2 separate regions of the Homo sapiens genome follow, and region 2 is linked to region 1. Evidence: chromatin contacts called from ENCODE Hi-C or POLR2A ChIA-PET data. All regions are on one chromosome and are shown on one strand. The core of a region is the stretch at or near the end of the contact, and the rest is flanking DNA. Distances in the headings are between cores, read along the strand shown.

The links. Hi-C counts contacts between places; a loop is a spot of excess contacts on that map. ChIA-PET counts read pairs that join two places held with the same protein, here RNA polymerase II (POLR2A). Pooled maps may share reads with other maps.
Region 2: a map of esophagus muscularis mucosa shows a loop between it and region 1 (2.2-fold over the local background). The contact joins two enhancer-like sites. A Hi-C loop is called at or near these places in 5 of 168 maps with a recorded cell type or tissue (MCF 10A, aorta, ascending aorta and 2 more) and 3 of 50 pooled maps. POLR2A ChIA-PET finds 5 or more read pairs at or near these places in 3 of 52 experiments (A673, OCI-LY7 and Panc1).

The regions. Positions count from the first base shown.
Region 1 is chr15:35,628,012-35,633,053 of GRCh38, forward strand. All of the region lies in intron 1 of DPH6-DT (DPH6 divergent transcript), which reads left to right. Among named protein-coding and RNA genes, the nearest start is that of DPH6-DT, 84 kb to the left of the region's middle. Within about 2 kb of position 2,705, at least 3 of the 41 ENCODE cell types and tissues checked have a DNase peak (open chromatin) inside an H3K27ac peak, as active enhancers do.
Region 2 is chr15:35,663,699-35,668,740 of GRCh38, forward strand. The region is part of intron 1 of DPH6-DT (DPH6 divergent transcript); the gene reads left to right. Among named protein-coding and RNA genes, the nearest start is that of DPH6-DT, 120 kb to the left of the region's middle. Within about 2 kb of position 2,318, at least 7 of the 41 ENCODE cell types and tissues checked have a DNase peak (open chromatin) inside an H3K27ac peak, as active enhancers do.

The sequences.
Region 1 (5,042 bases), core at 1,455-3,954:
TGCTTATGTTTGGTTACAATTTTAAATGGGAGGATGAGGGCAGATATCACTGAGGAGGTGACTTTCAAAGAAAGACTTGAAGGAGAAAAGGGAGTGAGCTATCTGTGTAGTTGGTGAAGAATGCAGCATGTAGGAGGAAGAGTCAATGCAAAGGCCCTGATGTGGGAGCAAGACTGAAACTCATGGAAGGAAGCGTGGCCAGAGAACCATGAGCCAGGGAGAAAATAGTAGGAGGGACCATCAGAAAAGTAATGGAGGAGGGCCCAGATACTACAATGCCTTATAGGCCGTTGGAAAGCCAAAGCTTTTTTGCTTTGAAGAAAATGGTGATTTATTGGAAGGTTTTGAGCAGAAGAATTACATGATGTTTGTGTCATGCATTTGTTTCTATGAAAGATTGTAATCAGTTTAGGGTTTACAGAATTTTTTAGGAAGTCTGATTTATAGAGTTAGATTGGGACACTTTCAGACTTTTTATGAACTTCTGCGAAGGACTGGGAATAAGGATGAAAACCAAACCTGTATCAGAAGAGCTCTTTTAGGATGTCAGAGCCAAAAACCTTGCTGGGTAAGCTACTAGAGAAGTAACTGAGAGTTTAGAAGTAATGACTTGTTTGTGATCTTAGAAATAGGAGCATACGGCTGGTGTAGACTCAAGGAAATTAAAGTAAAATTAGTCTGCCTGTGCAATAGACATTGTAGCCAGATAGATTTAGGATTATATTCCAGCTATGTCACAATCTGTATAGGGTTAGGCTAGCTAATTAATATTTCTGAGTCTTTGTTCCCTCATTTTGAAATGGGAATAATGATAACAGTTCCCTTGCACAGTTGTTTTGAGGGTTAAGTTATATAGTTCATGTGCGGTTGTCATGAAGTGTATGATAAACACATTGCAATTTTCTTCCTCTGTATCCTCCATAAAGTTCATGCACAACAAATATTTTTAAATTATTTGCAAGATATTAATAACCAATTTGAACATGGAGGAGAAAAGTACAATGAAAGAAAAGATACCTAATTAAATCTGGCTCCAATAGTTGCCTAGGCTGACGCTGCATAAAGATGAACTTACCTATACATTTCTAGGCATTCCAAACTCTCAAAGTCACAATGCAAATCAAGGATATTAGGGTTCCATAAACAAGGGGGTGTTCTTTTGGTGTACATCTATCTAGCCAGTTCACAGACTGCTACAGATTCAACTTAGCAAATATTTGTTAAATATGGCTGTGTGGGCCCTGAAGTAGCATAAAACATTATCCCTGCCTTTCAGAAACTTGGTTTGTTGGAGGAGTTCCCAATCAGATATGATATCTGATTATTTTTCCTCATAAAGTTCCAACTCATTTTTTTGTATTCTGATTAAAATATTATTGTCTACCCCTTCTAGAAATACTCCTTTTGTTCACTTGATTGGTTGATAGGTAGTCACTGTTTTGTAAACGAACAGTTATGAAGGGATGGGAATAAGCATTTTTGTTGCTATCTCATTGCACAATTGCAGAATTCATCATTCTCCAAAACATTATTTATTCAAGGCTAGTGTAGTTATACTCAAGGGGAGGTGTTTGAATGTTAGGGGAAAGGGTTAAGAGAATTATTCTGTCACTGACAATAAAGAAGAAAACACTTTAAATTCACTATTTTTTTTTTTTTGGCAGATACAAGCTAAAACCCTTCTAGAATTGCATTAATAAAACTGAAAAGGAAAAATGAAATAAAACTTTTAAGCCCTGAAGAATCTTAAAAATAGTCTTTAAAGGATAGAAAAAAAGAACAGAAAAATTCCTTTAAATTCCTGGGTCCTACAAATGAGATTTTAGTAGTGGCAAGTAAAACATATTGATTGGCACCAAAGTATAAGATCTTTGTCACCATCTGTTTCCTGATTGTGTCAGCAAGTATTTTTTCCCCACGAGAGTGTGAGAATACACCATAGCCTAAAAGTATCAAAGTGTCAATTATGCACCACATTTAAAAGTTGGAAGCCCAGTTCATGAAAGTCAGTGACAAAAGTCCTGATTCCTGTTTCTTACTGAAGTGAAATCCTTGCACTTCATTCGTTTTGTGAACTACAAAAAGAATGGTGGCTCCATGGGTTAGTGGGGCGGGGAGCTGTGGCAAAAGAGGGAGAAAAGTAATCTTAAATGAATATTTATCAAAAGTGCCCCCCCCCATGTAAGTCACTTTGCTACAAAATGAAGTTATTATGAATAGTATATGCAAATAACGATTTTAACAAGTATGGGGTGACAGGGAGGAGAAAGGGAAAAGAAGGGAAAGAGGATACAGAAAAAGAGAAGTAAAAAAAGAAGGAGGATGGATTAACAGGGAAGCATTTGGGAGTCTGGGCTGGAAAATTGAAAACAGGAGACACTGGTAGGACTGTTGAAACATGAGGCCATGAACAATGGAAGCTGGAAAGGCTGCATTTTCAGAATGAAATCAAGATTATTCTCATCCCTCTTCCCTTTTATCTAGCCATTTTTTTTGTTGTTTACATTTAACTTGAGATATCCTTTTTCTATTTTTCTCTCTGTTTTGATCACTGCTATTGTTAAAGATGGCTAGTGATTAACTACCCTGATTTTCTTTGAGTTCCTGTGCATGTCACTCTGGGTTCTGCTTAGAGAGAAGCACCCTCTTCCTCTTTAGCTGCACCAATTATTTTTTGATGTGTTGCCTTTCTAGCCGAGTTGGTGGAGCTGCCAGTTTTGACACATTCTCTTGCCTAAGAGGGTTGCAATAATGTGTTGAGGTCATTCTTGTGCTGTTGGAGGAATGACCTATGCTCAGGCCAGGTAGTCACAGATGCCGTCTGTCTGCTCGAGTTTCATTCTTTTGTAGTAAGCCTTGGGAAGTTGTTCCTCTGGGTTGACATGAATCCTTTCTTTATTTTGGAAATGAGAGACTCAGGTTCCTATAGCACACTCAGTGTCTAATGTTAAGAGTCAATATCAAAAATACAAAGACTTGTGTTCTAACCAAGGGTGTATGGATTATAGAGACATACGCCTGGCTAGAACAATAGAAAACTTGTAACAAACAGAAAAAAAGCATGCCACATTGCCTTCCTTTACTCATCTAGGTTAACCTATTAAGTGGCAGGAAATCCCTACCTGGTGGAAGGACCAGTTCTGCACATCAGGCAGCCAGGCTCTCAACAAAAACCTTCCAGCCTGGAACTTCACGTGCACCAAGAGAGTAAATAGCCACGTCCTTTGTTCAAGTTTGATTAAATAGAATAGTAGAGGCTGTCAGGTGAGTCTCTTGGCACATTCTCAAATCACATATAACCATAATTAAAGTTAAATCTGTGTGAGTCTGGAAGCCTGGGACATTGTAGGTTTGATCTGAGTTTGAATACACTGTATGAGAGGAGGAGAAAGTAAAGTGTGCTTAGTCTTTTGTCAGAGAAATATCAGATAAAGTGTCAGAACCATTAGAAAACATGACCACTCATTCATTCATATATTCAACATATTTAAATTGAGCACCTACTATTTGGAAGATGCTATAAAATTCACTAAATGCATAGTATTAAATAGGTCATTTGAGAACTTACATGTCACTGAGGGAGAGAAATAAGATAGAAATTAATAAAAAACAACATCATATTATAATAATGCTATGAAGGGAAAAAAAGCAGGAAGCCTTGATAGAGTGAGAAGTAGGGTCAGTGATGTAAAGGGGTAAAGGTAAATATACCTCAACTGATAAACTGAGACATGAAAGATATGATATTTCTATTATTTTTTTCCAATATTTTTAATGGTAAGCTATTGCTTTCCCAATACCCTGCATAGATTGGGAATCCATGAACTGACAATACCCTACCTTCCCATTTTAATCTTTCACTACTTGTACATATATTGTACTTGGAATGAGCGGAACTACTCATTGTTTCCTACACACACCTTGTGCTTTCCTGACTTAGTGTCTTCACTCATCCTTTCCTCTGCCTGGAACTTCTTTTGGACTTTCGGATGTTGCATTCCTGCTACACTTTAAGGTCCTGCTCCACTGTCAGCTCCTTTAGTCCTTCTATCCTGGTCCTCTGAGCTCCTTCTTTGTGCCTCTCACGTTTACAACTTTTTTATTACTCCTATTTTACACATTCTAATACGTGTGTGTGTGTATTTAATTTTCAGCTCCTATTTCTCTTTGTAATCTAAGAATTCCAAAGATGCAGGGGCATGCATAATGTAAAATTGCTGCTGTCTATAAATATTCTTTGAATAAAAATAAATCACATCCAATCAGCAGGAAGCCTGGAAAGTTGAAATCACAAAGAATTTGTGTATGAGACGCAGACACTGTGTTAAATTATTTTGCTCCAAACAAATACTCTGATAAATTAGACACAAGGAATTTATTTTGAAGGTTACTTCAGGAAGCATTGTGAGGGAGTGAGGAAGTGAGGGATGGAAGGGAAAGCCAGTGAATCATATATTAATGTGTGGGTTTCCTCTGTGGGCAATGGAGGCTCAGTCTTGTCATGGCACCTCTGGGAGACTGTATAAAATATGCTTCAGAATTTTCCCTCTAAAGGGTAAGGAATCATCCCTCGTTAGTTGGAGATCCCTCTTGGGATGCTGAGCAATATGTTTACTCTAATTTTGTCTCTTCGATATTGTTTCTCTTCCATTGCTATTGTGCTAATTCTCCAACAGGGAGGCTAGGGAGGTGCTACCTGGCAATTTAGGGGTGTACTTTGCCATGAGCAGTGGGGCATTAAGAATAATCTCAAAGTTGTGCAAAGCCTGGTACTCTCTGGCTTAGCTTTTTTGCTTTATGACAATTCTCTAATAGGGTTATATAGCCTGCCAATGGTAACAGAGCCAGCTTTAATACCTAATGGGTAGTTAAGAAAACTACCAAGAGTAAACTCCTGGAGGTAGTTAAATAAACCTTCCTCAACTTCCTCAGAGCTTTTTGAGAAAATGGTTTTGGGACAGTGCCCATATGAATGCGGAAATACTGCTTGAGGTAGAGGTGAGAGTTAGTATTGATATGCTGGGCCTTTGAGTGGCTCCTTG
Region 2 (5,042 bases), core at 1,068-3,567, 35 kb after region 1:
CCTGTCAGCTCCAAATTGCCCACATGCATAAAAGGAAGCCAAAGCATTGACAATTTCAGACAACTGATATTTAGAATATCATACTTAATTTCAACAAGTACTTATTGCATGCTTACTTTGTTGAAGGCACTATGCTGCTCTATCAGGTTCTTTCTTCAGGCAGTAGGATAAGACAATGTCAATCAGCTAGCATTACATGTACAAGGTATATGTAATAAGTGCCTAAAAGAGGTGCAGAGGAGGGAGGGAGTATATCCAGGAGGGCAGATTATGAAAGACGTTGTGGAGGAGATAGCAGTGGCATTTTGACAGAAAGTTATGGGTCCAAGGAGAATGTTTCTGGATGAGAAAATAAGAGTAAAACCAAGACTGGTAAGATAGGAAGCGAGAGGCATGTTTGGGACATCAAAATAGGTCATTTTTGCTTGGTTGCTACAAGAGCAGTTGTAGGGAGATAGGAATTTAGTCTGAAAAGGAAGTTGGGTAATATTGTAAAGTGCTTTCAATTTTAGGGCAAGAGATCTACTTCATGCTGTATAACAAGGCTCCTCAACCTTGGCACTGTGGATATTTCAAATCAGATAATTCCTTGTTGTGAGGGGCTGTCTGGTGCATCATCCCTGGCTTAGTGGCATTTCTGCCTTCCTTATCCCCTCCTCTTCTGACAATGAAAAATGTCTCCTGATTACCATATTCCCTGGGGGGCAAAATAACCCCCAGTTGAAATCTACCGGTGTAAATAATGGGAATCAGGGAAGTTTGGGAGCTATAATCAGATATGCCTCTCCTTACTTTCCACATCTAATCCATCACCAAGTAATCAAAACTGTTTCTAAATATCTCTTGTATTCTTTTCTTGCATCACTGTTGCCACTGACTTAGGAAACACCTTCCATCATTTCCACAGAGATTCCTGCAATCGCCTATGAGCAGCTCCCTGTTCTAGACCTTTTCACCTACAAACTATTTTTTCATACCCTTTTTCAAAATACAAATCTGATCATGTCATCACTTTACATAAAATGCTTCAGACTCTCCATTGCTTTCATGGTAGAATTCAAATCTTTAACATGGTCCTTCCTATCTGCACAACCTCATAATTCCTTCCATAGGATCACGTGTCTCAGCCATATACTGGACTACTGAACTTTCTTTAAAGTGTCACACTTTTTTATATTGCCACGTGTTTTCACATGGTGTTCCTTCTGTCTAGAACTCTACTGTCCCTGCTTGATGGGTAATGCTTATTCAACTTAAAACTCATTTCAGTAGGAATCTCATCTAAGCACAAGAAAACCCCTCCTGCCCTACATACACCCTACATACTTCTGGAGCCACTCCACTTTGTGTTATTGTGTCCTAGTGCCAATCAACTTCTATTACTATCTGTACAATTTTGTCTCTTCCACTGGAATGTACTTATCTTGAAGGCAAAAACTAGTTGTGCCTTTTTTGTATATCCACAGTATATGTTGTATATCCACAGGATCTGTATATCCGCAGTAGTCATTGTCACCTTAAAGCTGTGGTCTGTATATTTCCCAAAAGGAAAGTGATGCAGTTTTGACTGATGGTCCTTAGCAACCAATATACTCTCCAAGGTGTTGGTCTTTTGTAGAGGACTTATACATAAGGGCTTGCGGGCCTCTGGAATAATCTCTGCTTTTTCCTACTTCCTCGAACAACAAGAATCAACCAAACCCCAGCAGCTGCTAAAATACATAGCTCATTGGTATTTCTGTTTTGTGGAGGGACTATATTCCAACTTACAAATAAAAATATCCTCTGCTAGCTATATGATTATTTCGGTCTTCATTTAGATGACAGTCATTAACCTGAAGCCCTTGGAACTCTAAGTGTGCCGGGTAAGGTTTGTGATCCCACACAATTGTTTTCTAAGAAAGAATATATAATACTTTTAAAATGTATAATAGATTTTTTAAAGAAGTCAGCTTTCTAGAAAGGTTAGGAGTAATTTTCTTAAAGTCCCTTTACAGAGAACACTAAATCTCAAGTAAAATTTGAAACCTTTGCCTTGTATAGAATCCATTTGTTAAATATCCAAAGATTATTTGACCACAAACACAAAACAAAGATCCAAGTGTGGTAAAAAATAAAAATTCAAAATTAAAGTACTAGCTTAAAAATAAGCACAAAAGGCCCTAGGTTCTTTTCTCTCTTAATAAAAGAAAAGGAACAATAAGACAAGTTGGACTCTGAATTTTCTGGAAACAATTTCAGCATCTGTAAAAGGTCTAAACAGTTTTCGAATGCTGGCTACTCCCAGGTCTGACATGTGCCACCTTAATCAACACTTTGGCGCGGGCGTAATGGAAAACATGTTTTCTCTGCCATAACTCTAGCGCAAGTTTATGACATCAGCCAAATGGGACAGACAGTCTGAATCCTGCGATAGGCCTTCTGACAGCTAAATAGAGGACACCCTGCTCATGAAAGATAGCCTTTATAGATACAACAGCTTCCAAGTGGAAAACTCTCTCTTGGAATAGAGAAATTTGGCACAACTTTTCCCAGAAACTATGCCAAAGATCTTTAATACTAGAGGCAGTTCTCATAATCATAAACTCTATTGGTTAGTCTACTGACACAAGTGCTTAGTGCTTTTTCATCTAATCAGACTTGAGTGTGGAAACAGCCCAAGGTTTCCTCGGGTGTTTATATTATTTCAATGGCACTTCCTTTGATTTACCTAAGGGATGTTTTGTTTTAATTAGAGTTTATGACCAAAGATCAGCCGAAAAAGTATTGACGTGGATGTACATTGTTTATGGGTTTTGAATACAATTATATCAACCATAAAAATAGACCAAACAATTTTGCTTGTCTGCCAAAAATAAATTCTTGATCACAGGATTTCAGGTCTTCATTTTGTTTTCATTTACGTTAATAAAAAGTACTTGCTGATCATTAACTGGAGAAAACTGTAAAGTCAGTAAATCTGGAAACTAACATTTATTAAGTTTCAATGGGAAATGTAATGAGGAGATCTGATGTTGGTTAAATTATGGACTCTTTCCAATTAGTTGGCTGTCCCTCCAAAGCAAATGTACTAAAAATAAAATGACTTCCTTTTTGATGTCAATTATAAAGTGTGTATTTTTTTTTGTCTCTTTTTGTCTTTTAGGTTTTGATAAGATTTGGCAAGATAGTACCTATGAACCTATCTGACACCTGCCTCAGAAATCATGCCAAATGTCATAAGGTCGCCATCTATTTCCTTCACACTCTCTTAGCTTTTATGTACCAAGTTCTAAAATTAGAAGCAAGAGAAATGATGTACTGAAGAATGCATCTTTATTGAGGACTTTTATTAAAACCAAACAAGTTCTCATAGGCAAAATATTAGATTAAAATGGCTTCCAAAGCATACCCACCAACTTCTTGACAGGTCATAATAGCATCTGAGTACAGAACCTTGATTCTTAGAACAAGATTTACAACTACTGATGCTTTCCTCTGTGTTTGCAAAGATATTGAGAAACACAACAGCTAGGGCCCCTGCTTCAAGATCACCAAATATTTGTGGTCTCAGGTCTGCAGCTGCTCTGTGCCCTCCTCACATTCAGCAACTAGAGCAGTATGAGCCTTGGATTGTGGTCCTCAAAGACCCTTCTTGGTCACATATGTGTTTCTAAGAAGACATCAGCATGGTGACAAGATTGATGTTTTATTTTACCTTGCTTAAGGCATTTGTACCACAAAAATGAGTTTTTAAGTGGGACTTTGGAAACAAAGGTGTTATTTCAGAATATACAAATCACATAATGAAGATTTAATTTAATAAACCCCCCAAATTTTCATTTTAACCAAGAGTAGGGCATTAAAATAGTAGGAGATCTAGATTCCATTTTTGGTTTCACTTTCTATTATTGCATGTTCTGAGCCAAGTCATTTGACAGCTATGAAACAGGGATACTAATACTTCTTTTTTAAAAACTTTGTGTGTATATATATATATAAAATTTATGGATACATAGTAGGTATATATAATATTTATGGGGTACATGAGGTATTTTGATACAGGCATGCAATGCATAATAACCACATTAGGGTAAATGGGATATCCATCACCTCAAGCATTTATCCTTTGTCTTACAAACAACCCAGTTATAATCTTTTAATTATTTTAAAATGTGCAATTAAATTATGTTGACTATAGTCACCCTGTTATGCTATCAAATACTAAGGTCTTATTTATTCTTTCTAACTAATATTTTATACCCACTAACCATCCCCTAGGGATATTAATACTTCTCTGTAGGAGAAATTGAGGGCTTCTTTTCCAGAGGAATGCTGCTATCAATTGTTTGGGTTCATGCTGTTGTCACAGTGCCAAGGGCTGTGACAGGTTAAAGGCTGGCTCACATACGAATGTGGCCCTTTTAAATTGCTCCCCCACCCCCACTCCATGAGCTTAGATAAGTCCTTTTAGGGGTAATAGGCCATCTCTCTTGCTAACATATGACTGGTGAAGTGAGAGTGACTTGGAAGAGGTCATCAGTGGCCAGGCTGAAATCTAGGGCAGCTACTCCCTTGCTTTTTCAATTTCTCCTACTTCCCACTGGCATATGCATTCTGCTTTGGCTTTTTCTTTCATTAGAATGGCTAGATCTGATATTCAGTTTTGGATTGTGGTGGTAGGAGGCAATATAAGCCCTGAGAACTGCTTTCACTTTCCTCTACTTGAGTCTACTTTGTTAGGGTGAAGGAAATCTTCCACACGGCTCATACCAGAATTTTAGAGTCTTATGTCAGTGTTGGGGTCAAAGCCCCAATTACTGCAGTAAGAAATAGTTTTTCGCTCCCTTGAACTTTTTTTTTTGTTTTTTAATTCAGGGAACTTGTAGAGGATTGACTGGTCTAGGACCAGATTCAGGTATTTAGAATCTTATTCTTGGTCATTTATCTCTCAATAGATACATATCTACTGGCATTCCATTTTGACATGATTTACATTTATCTCACAGGTGGTTTACAAGATCAGTTGGAATAATATATGTCAAAATATATGCTTCAGGCAC